2 separate regions of the Mus musculus genome follow, and region 2 is linked to region 1. A link is a contact called in ENCODE Hi-C or POLR2A ChIA-PET data. All regions are on one chromosome and are shown on one strand. The core of a region is the stretch at or near the end of the contact, and the rest is flanking DNA. Distances in the headings are between cores, read along the strand shown.

Region 1 (7,655 bases), core at 3,945-6,444:
GGAAAAGATCTTTACCAACCCTACATCCAATAGAAGGTTAATATCCAAAATATACAAAGAACTCAAAAAGTTATACTCCAGAGAACCAAATAACCCTATTAAAAATGGGGTACAGAACTAAACAAAGAATTCTCAACTGAGGAATACTGAATGGCTGAGCAGCACCTAAAAAAATGTTCAACATCCTTAATCATTGGGGAAATGCAAATCAAAAAAACCCTGAGATTCCACCTCTCACCAGTCAGAATGGCTAAGACCAAAAACTCAGGTGACAGCAGATGCTGGCAAGGATGTGGAGAAAGAGGAACACTCCTCCATTGCTGGTGGGATTGCAAGCTGGTACAACCACTCTGGAAATCAGTCTGGCGGCTCCTCAAAAAATTGGAAATAGTTCTACCTGAGGACCCAGCTATACCACACCTAGGCAAATACCAAAATGATGCTCCAACATACCACAAGGACACATGTTCCACTATCTAAGTTCATAGCAGCCTTATTTATAAATGTCAAAGATGGAAACAATCCAGATGTCCCTCAACAGACGAATGGATACAGAAAATGTGGTAAATTTACACAATGGAGTACTACTCAGCTATTAAAAACAATGATTTCATGAAATTCACAGGCAAATGGATGGAACTTGAAAGTATCATCCTGAGTAAGGTCACCCAGTCACAAAAAAACACGCTTGGTATGTACTCACCGATAAGTGGATATTAGTCAAAAACAAGCCCGGGATACTCATGATACAACTCACAGACCATATGAAACCCAAGAAGAAAGAAGATCCCACCAAAGTGTAGATGCTACAATACTACTCAGTAGGGGTAAGAGAATAATCTCTGGGAAGTAGAGGGAGAGGGATCTGGGAGGGAGAGAGGAGAGGAAGGGAAAAAGGGGGGTCAGTGCAGATATGGGAGGAGATGGGGTGAAGTACAGAGGGTCGGGAATTTGAAAGTAGGTGTGTAGCAGTGAGGGAGGGGATATTGAAATACCACTTACTCAAGCTCCCCCCAATCCAAAAACTTCACCACACAGTCTACCAGAAAACCTGTGGGAAAACAAGCATTCTCACGCACAGTCAATGAGATTATAAATGGTCACGCCAAGACAGGCAGGCCCACAGAGCTGATCAAGTCCTGGGAACTCATGAACACAACTACATGAATTATACAATAAACACAAATGCGCACGTACATGAATTATACAATAAACACAAATGCGCACGTGCGCGTGTACACACACACACACAAACAGAGAGAGAGCTGTGAAAAAACAGCAGCAGTTTTGTTTTATTGATTTTTCTGAAACAGTGTCTCTCTTTGTAGCCCTGACTGTCCTGGAACTTGCTCTGTGACCAGACTGGCCTTGAACTCTAGAGTAATCCACCTGTCTCTGCCTCCTGAGTGCTGAGATTAAAGGCATCGCCCAGCTAGAACAACATTAGTTTAATAAATGTGTAGGTTAGACAGTTGGATATCCAACTGTTATGGGATTGTAACAAAAAGAGGAAAGGAGAGAGGTGGGGAGAGGGGGAAGGAGGCATGGAGGGGAGAGGGGGGAAGGGGAGGGGGAGAGAGAACGCACAGCAACAGTAATTTGTGCGTTGTCGGAGAATTCTGGCACACGCTGTGAACTGAAATAAGAAGTATGGAGGATGCAGTGTGCGGGCTTGCCCTCCAAAGATGGTCCCCAGAACAGCAGAACAGGATTCCGGCGTGAACTTATTAGAACTGCAGCATTCAGAGGGCACAGCTCAGGAGTGAAGCATCTGTCTGCAGAAATTCAGAAGCCCTCTGGGCTTGTGGTCCATGGCATCCCCAGCATTGGGACAGCAGAGGCAGGTCATGAGTTAATGGCCTGTCTGGGCTACAAAACAAGGGTTTGCCTTAAAAACTCAGGAGCAGGGGTATACCTCAGTACCAGAGCACTTGTTGAATGTATTCAAGGCCTCAGATATAATCTCTAAGGGAAAGAAGAAAAAGAGGAAGGGGGAAGAAGGTAGGAGGAGAAGGAGGATTGGTAGAGAAAAGGAAGGAGGAAAACAGGGAGATTCAGGGCTCCGTCTACATCTGCGCTCTCAGAACCGACGGTAAAGGGATGTTGCAGATTCAGAGGTGCAACCGAGCTTGAGAAGCTCCGAGATCAGATTTGTAAATATAAAAGGAAGGGATATATGAGAATAGCCATGCATATTCTAATTTAATAAGTAATTATTTAGTTTTATTTAAGTAGCTATTACAAAACTGAATAACGATGATAGAATGACCATGCATTCATATCTAGAATTGTTCCAGATTTTGCCAACTGACATAGTTACTTATAGAATACTTTTCATGCTCAGTGAGAATGTCTGGAGAGGATTAATGTCACCAGACCTACAGGACACAGAAAGGGTGAAGCAGGAAGGAGTAGACACTTCTGTATCTTTTGCATTAGCTTTTTTCATTGGCTCAGAATTTTAAAATTTTTATTAGAATATACTATTCTAAATGTTAGTATATTAGTAATTCAAAACCATTAAGAAAAAGAAAGAAGACACATGAGACCCACTGGTAAAACAAGGAATGGAGGGTCAAGGGTGAAAGAAATGTCTGGGGCAAAAAAAAAAAGACAAGTTCACATGGGCTGGTGAAAAATCAGTCAGGTGTGTGTGTGTGTGTGTGTGTGTGTGTGTGCGCGCGCAGGCTTGCGCATCTATATGTGTGCACATGTGTGTGTAGGCTTGTGCGTGTGTGTGCGCACCTGTGTAAGTGTACTTTTCGTTTTGTCTTATTTTCAATTTTTGGATTTTGTTGATGTTGACTCTTTTGATTTTTTGGCAGAGGAGAAGGAACATGAAGTTGGGTGTGGAGAATCTGGAAGGAGTTGAGGGAGGAAAGAATATGATAAAAATACATTGTATGAAAAGCAACTTATTTAAAAATAATAAAATAAATCTTTAAAACAGTCCACTGGCAAAACTACCAAATACTGCTGACAGTCAAGAAAGGCCATGACAGGAACATTTGCTGGCTGGCCTGGAAGGCAATTTGGTGGCCTTTTCTAGAACTGATTTGGGTGAATGGCAGTGAGGGGATATGGCCTTATTTTTCAGGTTGAATGTAAACAAGAAATGCATAAACATAAGCTGCCCACATGCAAATTGACCTAGACTTTAATGAGCTGGCTGAACATTTAGGACAGCTACGTTGAGAATACATAGGGCTGCAGATTCTGTCATCTCCTTTAGAGTCCGTTCCGGGAGAGCCAGAGCAGTCTACTCCAGCCTCGGTGTTAGGCTTGAACTAGTATCTGGTTTTAACAAGAAAGGATGATAGACAACAGATCACATTCACCTCCGTGCGACTACCAGAAAACACAGAGAAATTTTTGTCAGCCGATATTTCTGTGACTTTCAAAAGCTTCCACCCAATTCTGGCAACTGGCCCGATGCAAATTTTTACAGTGGCTGTAAACTTTTGCCTGATCTACTTTTTCACTGAAAAACAAAACAATCAACAAAATGGGAATAAATAAGCCAAAAAAACTCACCTGGGATTTGTTCATTTTCTGCTCTGAGTGGAGGAGGGAAAGCTGAGGGAGAAGGAAGAATGATGTCAGCAGAGACTTGGCCTGCCCTGCATGCAGCCACAAGCAAGGTGTTACTTCTTCAGGTGTGGCTCTAACATAAGTTGAGTTTAGATCCTTTGCACTGAATGAATGCAAACGCTTGTTTTCCCTTAGCACCCAACTTACAGGAGAATTAAAAACATGAGACAATCTTTTTAATTCAGCAAATGATAATCTAAAGGAGGAAAGGCTATGGGCTTGTCCGGACTGATGATCAAGGAAAATGAGGGAGTGCGGAGACAGCGGTGGGAATCAGGAGGTTTTGTTAAATCTAACACCATTAATCCCTTGAAGTCAGGTAAGTCAAGGAAATGAACGGGGCTTTTAAGGCAAGATAAAAATTTCAAAATGTATTTGCTTACATTCCAAGTTGCTTGCTTACAATTCTCAAAACGATCGCTTGATAAGAAACTTGCACCTCAAAGAGACAAAATATACAGCCATCTGCAGGCCCCGGTTGTGTCACTAAAAACCTGCAAGATGTTGAGATTCTCAGGACCCACCTACACTACTGTCCGATGGAAACATATGGCCATAATAGCAAGCGTGTCCCTACATGCCACCTTCACATGAGTCAAGAGTCTAAGGGACCGCCTCTCCACAGTTAACCAGGTAGGAGGGATGCATAAGATGTGGAGGTAGGGGCAGTGATAGCAATTCCGGACCTGTGAGCCTTTCACTCCCAATCGTTTTCCAAGAACTAGCATTCCATGTGCAGCCTGTATGCACCCATCTCTCTCAACTCCAGCTCACCTCTCTCCTTAAACTTGTCCCAGACTTTCGGCGAGCACACAGTCTTCCATGGTTTCAGGACACTGTCATTTTCACAAAACACATGAGCGAGAACCAAATTCAGAACTGGGATCCCGGGTGTGTGAGGGGGCAGGAGGTTTGGTGGCTAGCTAACCACTTTCCTCTTCCACTCCAAACACTGCGCCCTAGGGACCAGTCCAAAGGCCCCCTGCGAGGGTGGGCTCCCTAGTAGTAGCTTAAAAATAAAAAAAAAAAAGAAAAAGAAAAAAGAAAAGAAAAGAAAATTGCAGCAAGTATTCGTAATAGTCACACTGTGCACAAAAGGAAACCGAGTCTCGGGTAGGTTATTCTGTCCCAGTAATTCATTCACTCGGGACCTGGCTTACCCGCTCGCCCCCCACATCCCAGCATCTAGCCCCAGCAGCCAGAGAACGGATGCGTCACCGCGTCACGCTCGCGCCATGCGTGAGTCAACTCCTCAGGGTTCCGCCCAACCACCCCGCATCTTCCCCGCCTAGTGGGCAAAATGCGCAGGCGTAGCACGAGCTAGAGGCCCTAGATTAGCTCTGCAGAAGTGCGGGACTATCCGGATCCCGCAAGCCCGAGCCATGGAGTCCCAGCGCACCCCGGCGTTTCCCCATACAGCCCTCCACCCCGCTGGTCCCTGGTTGCTGCCAACAGCGACCAGGATGGCCCGAGCTCCCAGAACCCTCCGCCCTTGATGCTGTCTAAGGCTCACCCGCCGCTCCTGCAGTGCACCGTGCCGAAGGCCAGGAGTTGTTTCCCAGGAGGTACGCGAGGCCACGGATGGACCAGGAGCAGGACTGCAGTTTGCGCATGCGCAGAGGAAGGGGCGGTGCGCCCAACGGTGCTCGTAGTGGGGTCTCCACGTCCAGTGTTGGAAGAAGGACTGTTGCCTGGAAAACGGAGTCAGCTCCTGTCTCACTCTGTATTGTAAAATGATGCTGTTGAAGGCGTCTAGAAACCAGGGTTACTTTATGTAAGAAGTAAAGGTGTTTGCAGTGTAAACACGACCTTGTCAGACTCATTTCCCAGGATGGGACTTTCTGGTACACCGCGACAGTTTTCTGTATCTTTATTCTATCTAGCGCCAGCCTTCTGTCACTACCCTGGGGACTGGGGATCAAATTAATATATTTTCTACACTCAAAAAGAAGGAAAGATGTGTTAAAAATTATGTTGGAATGTCAACTGGTGTTGGAATAGTTCAGGACTTGGTCACTTTGCTGAGATTTCATAGGCGTGGCTTCCCTGTCCTAGCTACAAGACACAATCTCACATCAGACTTCCCTATCCTCTGGCTCTTAAAATCTCTACCAGGTCTTCTGCAGCATTGCTCGAGCCTTAGGTGGAGGAGTGTTATATCAGTTGGGCTGAGAACTCTTCCCTCAGTTGCTCACTGTATTTTGACAAGGTGTGTCCTTCGGTAATGGTCTCTAACTGCTGTAAAAAGAATGTCTTTGTTAAGGGATGAGAGCTACGCTTACCTGTGGGTATAATGATACGTATAGGGAATGTAGTTATGAATTGTGCTACTTTGGGACAGTGGCAGTGGTAGGGTTTCCTATAAGATTCATGATCTCACTAGCCTCGTGCTATAGGCCTCGCTTCTCTCCTGGCATCCCAAGATGAAGAATTGCAGACAATCAGCAACTACACACACACACACACACACACACACACACACACAGAGAGAGAGAGAGAGAGAGAGAGAGAGAGAGAGAGAGAGAGAGAGAGAGAGAATTAGTCTTCCCCAGGGGTGAGCCCCATGAGTTGTTGTCCAATACCAAGTGGTCAGTCAGTCCCCAAAGGCATACACCTGCAGGCAACACTGAGGGATGCAGAAGTTTCTATTTGTGTGTGTGTGTGTGTGTGTGTGTGTGTGTGTGTGTGTGTGTGTGTAAAAAGAGTGGTTAAAGAAAAAAGGCTGTGGAGAAAGGGGAGTTAGATATAGGGTAGAGGTAGAAGGGAGGACAGGGAAGGGGAAAATTATGTAATATTTTAACTAACTAATTAGTTTGTGAATGTGAAACAAATTTATATAAAATCCTGGAAAGTAGTCTAAACTAAAAGATCATCATCATGAATATTCTCTGGATAAAAGAGAGAGAAGCCACAACCCTAGTGCTGAATAGCATTAAAAGGATAGCTGCTTCTGCTGGGCCAGGCTGACCATCCCCAGAAAGATGTTGGTCTCTCGCTACATAGACAGTTCAAGGCCCACATGGGCTGCATGAACCTCAAATCTTAGGGGGAAAACAGATCAACATAGTGTTCACACATATTTAACTCAAGTGAGCAGATGATGTCTCTGAGGAACACTTATTATGAAAAGAAGTAAACTATAGGATTTATTCAACTCTCCCTTCTCCAGTGATTTTTCTATTTTTGCTCCAGGAACAAATCCAAAAATACCAGAAGTCCCTGAAGGCACCAAGCCTTCTTAGTCTCTCCCAGTTCATAATGGCTTCTCCATCCTGTCCTCCATTGCTTCAGGATACTTGAGATGAAGCATCTCATTGCTCTTGTTGGTTCATCCAGCGTTACCTACATTAGTATGAACTTGTGTATTTAGTTTGTTCTCGATGACTGTCATTCTGTCTACTTTGCTCCCTCCCCATCCTCCCTATAGGCTGATTTATTCTCTGTACTATATAGTTTTACCTTCCCCAGAATTCCAAATAAATACAAGTAGGTTTTAACGTGGCTTCTGAATTTGACTTCTTTTATGTACACCAAAATCATTTCAGAGCCATTCATGTTATTATTCAATGTTTTAGGTCAGGGCCTGTCCTCTGACACTTTTTATTTCATGATATGATCTAACAATAGTATGTTATTCTGAGCCTCAGCATTCAAACATTGGATATTGGGAGCTGTTAGATCTTTTAACATATCCTTGTTACTTTTGAAAAGCATTTCCTAACTTTCTGATATCACAAGATGGTACAGATTCAACCTGGATTTTCATTACATAGCCCTAGAACCAGCCATTTCTCAAGAACTTAGAGACTTTGATATCTTAGCTTTTTAACTGCACTCAGTGCTCTGGGGCATAAGGATATTTAAATTTCTAAACAGATAGAGGTACAAAATGGGTGCTTACATATCCAACTTAGAAATATCTGTGTAGTTACATAAAATATTGGGAAATCATAAAATATTTGACAGCAGTAAAGTGTTTCTGGATGTTCGATGACTAATAGCTCTCCCAAGGCTTTTCTGGATACACTTGCCCATGATGTGTCAATAAAACCTCACACATACCC
Region 2 (7,048 bases), core at 2,128-4,627, 110 kb after region 1:
TCTCTGTGTCTTTGGTGATTTTGGAAAGAAAGATGCCGTTATACCTTGTTTTTGGCTTCTATGTTTGCATTGTGTGCGAGCAGTTTGGCTGCCATGGACGTGTTCTCACTGTAGACCGCGTAGTGGAGGGCGGTGTTGCCGCTGCTGTCCATCACATTTGGATCGGCCCCGTGGTCCAGCAGTATGGCTGCACATTCTTCCTCCTGGCACTGCACGGCCTGGTGTTAGTGCATCAAGGAGAAAATCATCAGCTTAGGGATTCAAAATACACACATTGTCGGCTTTACTTATTACTATATTTAAATCAAATCGAGGTCTTTTATGCCCCAAGTGTTTAAATGAGACGCAATTCAGCCAGAAGTGCTGGCTGCTGGTACCTTAATGAGGGCCGTGCTGCTCTCGCTGTCACGGGCATCTATCTCACATTTTCTCTCTACTAAGAGAGTCACCACTTCTGGGTGGCCGTAAGCACAGGCAAGATGTAGAGCAGTCCTGTGAAAACCAGAGCACATCTTAGGAAAACTACATAGTATCATCTAAAAATACATTTCATGAAATGTAGAACGCTATGTTATATCTTCTTTCAAAACAAGTATTTTTCTGCAGACAACAGTACATTCTTGAAAATACAACCGTGTGTGTGTGTGTGTGTGTGTGTGTGTGTGTGTGTGTGTGTGTTTTGCAGCAGAGACTTTTGCTAAGCAAACAATTACTGAGTTACATTCCTAGCCCAGAGCAGCCAATTTGCAAAGAAGTGTATATATCCTTTGGATGTGGCTTGGACTTGGGTATAAACATGGCTTTAAGGTCTGCTGCTTACTAGTCATCACTTAGCCTTTCTCTGGACAAAGGCATTGGCCACAAAAGCCCAACAACCTCAATACACTCCCTAAATCCTATGTTAAAAGGAGAACTGACTCCTGAAAGTTATCTGGCTTCCACAAGCACAGCATGGCATACACACATCTTCACTAACACACACACACACACAGACACACTCTCATCTATCTATCTATCTATCTATCTATCTATCTATCTATCTATCTACCTACCTATCTATCATCTATCTCTCTTAAGAATATTAAAAAGAAAGAAAATAGAGCGACAGCCCTGGCCACAAGGCGAGCCTGCAGTTCTTGTGTATGTGTGCATGGGTGAGGGGCAGGTATGACAGGGGACAGATAAAGAGATGAGAACTGGGGATGGAAAGGACTAACAGTATACCAGCAAACCCCAGGCTATGAATACAAAAGAATAAACCATATTTGAACCAATGGGGTGGGTGGGGGAGATCCCCTGAATAACACTACTGTTTGTCTGAGTGAAACACATCTCACTAAAGCCACACAAACTAAAGGATGGAAGCAGACGTACTTCCCCTCCCACCCACGATACAAAGCAACATAAAAATCAGTGCATCTACTGGGAAGCCCTAAGCAACACCAGCTTCAGCAGGAACACTGCTCTCATCTATCTATCTATCTATCTATCTATCTATCTATCTATCTATCTATAACACACATATATACTAATATATATACATATGTGTGTATATATATTATATATATACATACATACTGTGAACACTTTGCAAGTATACAGTCCCTTTATCCTCAGATTTTGTTCAATGGGTCTTGAGAATGCTTCATTTTAAAAAGCTCAATGTTAGAAAGTATCCTGAGGATACACTACAAACCTGCATTCAATCACCAATACACGGATACATACACGGGTGTGTACACACACACTCACACACACTCACACACACAGTGGTTCTGCAGTCGTTCCTCATCTCTTTGTTTTGTTTTGGTACTTTTCTCACTGTGTTTTCTTTTAGTGTTTAACTTATATTCTATCAGGGATTTATTTTAGTGACATAGAAATGTTGCTAGTTTTCTCCAAACAAGTCAACAACCATTTCATTCCTAAGTGTTTGTTCCCTACTAACTGGGGTGTCACCAGAATCAACTTCTAAATTCTTTTTTGGTTTTTTTGTTTGTTTGTTTGGTTGGTTGGTTTTTTCGTTTTGTTTTGTTTTTTGAGACAGGATTTCTCTGTGTAGCCTTGGTTGTCACGGAGCTCACTCTGTAGACCAGGCTGGCCCCGAACTCAGAAATCCACCTGCCTCTGCCTCCCAAGTGCTGGGATTAAAGGCATGAGCCACCACTGCCCAGCAATATCTAAATTCTTACATATACTTGATTGGATATGTTCTGGGTTTTCTATTCCACCCTGCTCACTGCTGTGTCTCTTTGGCTGCTAGTAAACGACTGACTTGTGAAAACTAGTAGTTTTATCCTTTAGAAAGTTTTTTTTTTCTCGTCTCATCACAAAATCAAAAGCAACATAAGAAACTCAAAATTGTTAAAACGCTGACGGTCGGGTTTGGCTTACGTTAAATTGATCAGGATATTCAGAGTTCGAGTTCTGGGAATTACCAATCTTTGACTCGAGAATATGGAACTATTTTCCCACTTCAAAATGCAGTAAAAACAAACCAACCAACCAAAACCATTCACACAGGTGTACGGCAGTGATAAGATGGATCCTGTATGTTAGTGGAAGAATTTTTAACCTTGAACAGAAACATTTCTCCTATTATGTATTTCTACAACATAAAACTTTCTTATATGTATGCAGAAAGTTAAAATGTTAGTTAACTCGCTTTACATTGCCAGTGAAGGGAACTGTCAGTGGATCAGAAACCAGCTGAAGTGTTTTTTGTTGCTGTCCTTGCTGTTCATACAGGTCAGGGCTTAGACCCCACTAAGACTTAGGCATTCAAAGCCAGGTGGGAAGAGTCAAGCTTCCTTAATGAAAGATAGACTCTCTGTCTTCCAGCCCCAAAGCCAGACAAGGTAGGTGCACGCTCCCCCACCAGCTTCGTCCCGCCCCGCTAACTGGCGGGCCATTTATTACCTGTCCTTCTTGTCTCTATCGTTCACGCCACTTTTTCCAAGGATAAGGATATGCTGCACTTTGGCTACATCTCCCACGCTTGCAGCCTTGTGGATCTTGCCCATATCCTTGTCGTGAATATGGTACCTGGGCACGTGGGAGCCACTAGCACTCTCGCGTCCAAAGCCCACGCAGTTGCTGCGCGGGCGGGCAGAGGGGCCTAAGGGCGATGGGCCCTTACTCCTGAAGCCAAAAATCTTCTTCATGGCAGAGGGTACGCCCCTCACAGGCACCTTCTTCCCCGCGCAACGTTGGCTGACAACACAACGCAGCTAGGGCACTTATTGAAAAGCCGGCCTAGACGCACGGGATCCCACCGGGAAAGACGCTGCATGGCCCGGCAGGTTTTTAAAGCACAATAATCGCCAAGCCGAGCTGCAAACTAGCAACCCGCGCCTTCTTGCTGCCGCGCATGCTCACACAGGCCCAGCAGCGACCAGTGCCCAGCACGCGTGCGCACGGCCAGGCTCCGCCTTCTTTGCTGTTCAGGAGGTCAGGGCGCTGCAACCTAGCGGGTTCTCTAACCCGGGGTTTAAGGCGGAGGTGGGCAGTGTGTTGTTTCCAGAGGCCCGGGTTAGCCTCGGTTTGGGCGTGATCGCTGCAAGGCTTCAACAGGAATGGGGGTCGCTCAGCAGCGTGGAACCCAGACCCAGTACTCCAGGACTGCGGGCATTGAGGGCGCCTGGCAGATGGGCGCAGAACCTTCTGGAGTCCGGCCTCCCTGCTTAGCTTTGGCCTTGTGTTTCAGTGGCAGTTAAACCTGTTGGGGAGCAAACCTATTGGACTCTAGGTAGGCGATAATCAAAAAGTAAACTACAAACAGCATGGATGGAATCGTGGCGTGGAAGAGTAAGGGAAGAGATTTTGTTAAGCTAAGTAGTTTGGGAATTAGTGCAATAAATGATCGTGTTTCACAGCCTAAAGAGTCAGTATATGAGTTAGACAAGCTGATGGGAGGTAAGAAGAAAAGGTTGTCTGCATTTGGGATCTGAATGAAACGATATGATGTGTGTAAATTTTTGGTTTTGGACCTGGAAAAAGTAATACTTAGTAAGCAGTTTTCCAGTGTAAGTGTTCACCTTGACGTTTTAAATTGTTAATAAATTTTGTCAATCTAAAGCCACAACTCACCTCAAAGGGAATAAAATACCGTTCGTGCCTAATAGGACCTCCAGTGGCCGCAGGAACTACCTCAAATTCAGGCTACCTCAAATCCTGTTTCATGTTCCAATTTTAATAGAAACGACAACAAATCAACCCACTTTTCAGATACGTCGGTGGGTACGTCAGGTAAGTGGGTTTTGTGTTAACACCCCTCAGATGGCAGTTGATGAATTTCTTACCCCCTTTGGCTGATGGAAGCTAGGAGTCCCAGTGGACATTCCAAAGGCTTTACCTCCTGGACATAAAGAAGCTAGGTCCCACGCACAGGAGAACACGATGGCTCAATGTGATTTGCTTCTGGACTTGCAACGTTCAAAACTTGCTACGGCAGTAGTTCAGATCAGTCAGTTCCTATGGTACAGCTTCTTTTTTTTTTTAATTTTTAATTTTTTATTAGATATTTTCTTTACATTTCGAATGTTATCAGCTTTCCTATCCTACCCCCTCCCCCTGCTCCCCAACCCACAGGAATCCCACTTCTGCAGTGTGGATCTGTAATACATGCTGTACTCAATGGAATGATTCCACAGGTTTTTGATTTGACTATATCTTTTGTAATAAAAATTGAAATAAATTCTATTGCTAATTTTATCTTTGTGTGTGTGTGCGCGCATGTGTGTGCATGTGTGCCTCTGTGTGTGTGTGTGTAAAACAGAATCTCACTCTAGCCTATGCTACCCTTGAACCTTAATGATTCTCCTGCCTCCGCTTTGGAAAGCTGGTGTTTTGGGTGTAGACCACTGCCCCTGCTTTCTGTCTCTCTATCACACTGCTCTGGGCTTTGCTCTGGGTCCATTTAACTATTAGCTAGTTATTCTCTGCATTTTGACCAGCTGTAGATTGCTTTAGTAACCTCCACCTGTTGCAAAAAGAAGCTTCTTTGGCAAGGGGTGAGACTTACACTCATCTGTGGGTACAAGGACAAGTATTTAGAACACAAGTACAGGGGATTGGAGCTATGGCTCAGCCGATAGAGCACTGACTGTCCGGCACCCATGTGATGAAGACTAGCATTGGTCGGTTGTACAAGTTCCAGGGGACCTGATGCCCTCTTCTACCTTTCATTGGCTCTGCATATATGTGGCACATAGACAGGCATGCAAATGGGACATTCATACACATAACATAGAAACCTCAAATGTAAAATTATACTAAAGTTAGACATAATAGTGCCTTAGGAAACTGGCAGTAGTGGACCATAGGGTCCCCAACCCCAGCTGATACATTACAACAAATCCCCTATATACCCAAGCCCCAGAGACTCCATGGAAGGCTAGAGGGTAGAATGATTGTTAGAACAAGAGGACTCATTAGTGTCTTCTGGATATGAGAGGAGAGTACACCCATAAAACCTCATCAAGGCAGTTGAGACAAGAACTGCCTTTTGAAGCTCAGCATTATGCGTGTGTGTGTGTGTGTGTGTGTGTGTGTGTGTGTGTGTGTGTGTAAAACAAAGTAGACAAGATGAATTTGAAAGGGAGTGAGGAGGACATGGGAGTAATTGGAGGGAGGGGGGATGAGGTAGAAATGATGTAATACAGTTCTGTATGAAATTCCCAAAAGCTGATTTAAAATAATAGATGGCTTTACTGTTCATTAAATGTGCATTAAAGTACAATCATCACTTTCTTATTACATAGGGTCTCCTCCCCCAGAGACCATGGTCAGCTGTGTAACTGAGAATGACCTTGAATCTTCTCCCTCTCCCTCCCAGGGCTAGGATTATAGGCAGGCAGTGCCAAGCACAGTCCATGCTGTTGGTACCCAGTTGCATAGCACCCCAGGCAAGCACTCCACAGCTCAGCTACATCCACAGTCCCCAAAAGCACATTTTTTCCACACCATCAAGTCTTATTATCCACGAGCAGTATTCTCTCCATTGAGACCTCGCTTTGTGTTTTTATGCTTAGATTTCTTCTACAGGCTGTAGTTTTACCATTGTTTATGGAGCTCTTCATTTTTATTAAACTTAATTACTTTATGGACTCAGATCATGAGGCTTAGCAGCAAGAGCCATTACACACCGAGCCATCTCCCCAGCCCTTGATTGCCCTTTCTGGTAAATTTTCCTAATGTGAATAAAGCTATCAATTTTGCCAGTCTTATCTTGGATCTATATCCTGTTGTAAATTAAGAATTTTGGTGATAATTTTTATAGTAGTCTTGAGTTTTCTAAGTAAGCAGTTGTATAATTAAGAATAGTAGTTTTTAAAAAAATCTTCACCTATATACTATTTACTTAATGTCCTTTCTTAATAAACTTAAATACTATTTAAACAAATTAAAATATTTATTTATATTACTTAATTTTGTATATTGATTAGAATAGTTGTCAAGCTTTTCTTTCCTGATTTTAAATATCGTTTTTTGACATTTAAAAATGTTAACTATTTTTAGACATTACATTTGTTATATTTGTGTTTCTGCTGCTCTGATGAAACCCTATGACCAAATGTAACTTGGAAGGAAAGGGTTTATTTTTGCTTACAGATTGGTGTCCATTATCTAAGGAAGCCATAGTGGAAACTCAAAGTAGTAACCTTGAGCAGGAAGACCTGAGACAGAGGTCATGGAGGGGCGCTGCTTTCTGCTTGGTCCTCATGGCTTGCTCAGCCTGCTTGCTTGCTTGCTTGCTTTCTCTCTTTCTCTCTTTCTTTCTTTCTTTTTTCTTTTTTTTTCGAGACAGGGTTTCTCTGTATAGCCCTGGCTGTCTTGGAGCTCACTTTGTAGACCAGGCTAGCCTCGAACTCAGAAATCCGTCTGCCTCTGCCTCCCAAGTGCTGGGATTAAAGGCGTGCGCCACCACCACCCAGCTTAGCCTGCTTTCTTAAACACCCTAGGGGCATCTGCCCAGGGATGGCACCACTTGCCTTGGCTTGGGCTCTCCCACATCCACTAACAAGCAAGAAAATGTCCACATGGATAT

What was found. A loop is a pair of places that touch in the nucleus more often than their neighbours do. ChIA-PET counts read pairs that join two places held with the same protein, here RNA polymerase II (POLR2A).
Region 2: a map of T-helper 1 cell shows a loop between it and region 1 (2.0-fold over the local background). The contact joins the promoter of Ankrd26 here to the promoter of Zfp248 in region 1. A Hi-C loop is called at or near these places in 1 of 37 maps with a recorded cell type or tissue (T-helper 1 cell). POLR2A ChIA-PET finds 5 or more read pairs at or near these places in 1 of 5 experiments (Patski).

What each region holds. Positions count from the first base shown.
Region 1 is chr6:118,450,312-118,457,966 of GRCm38, forward strand. Zfp248 (zinc finger protein 248) reads right to left here and starts at 5,195. Exons shown (of 6, transcript NM_028335.2): 1 at 5,105-5,195; 2 at 4,366-4,600; 3 at 3,535-3,576. The coding sequence starts at 3,549.
Region 2 is chr6:118,558,894-118,565,941 of GRCm38, forward strand. Ankrd26 (ankyrin repeat domain 26) reads right to left here and starts at 3,378. Exons shown (of 34, transcript NM_001081112.2): 1 at 2,920-3,378; 2 at 378-492; 3 at 45-218. The coding sequence starts at 3,164.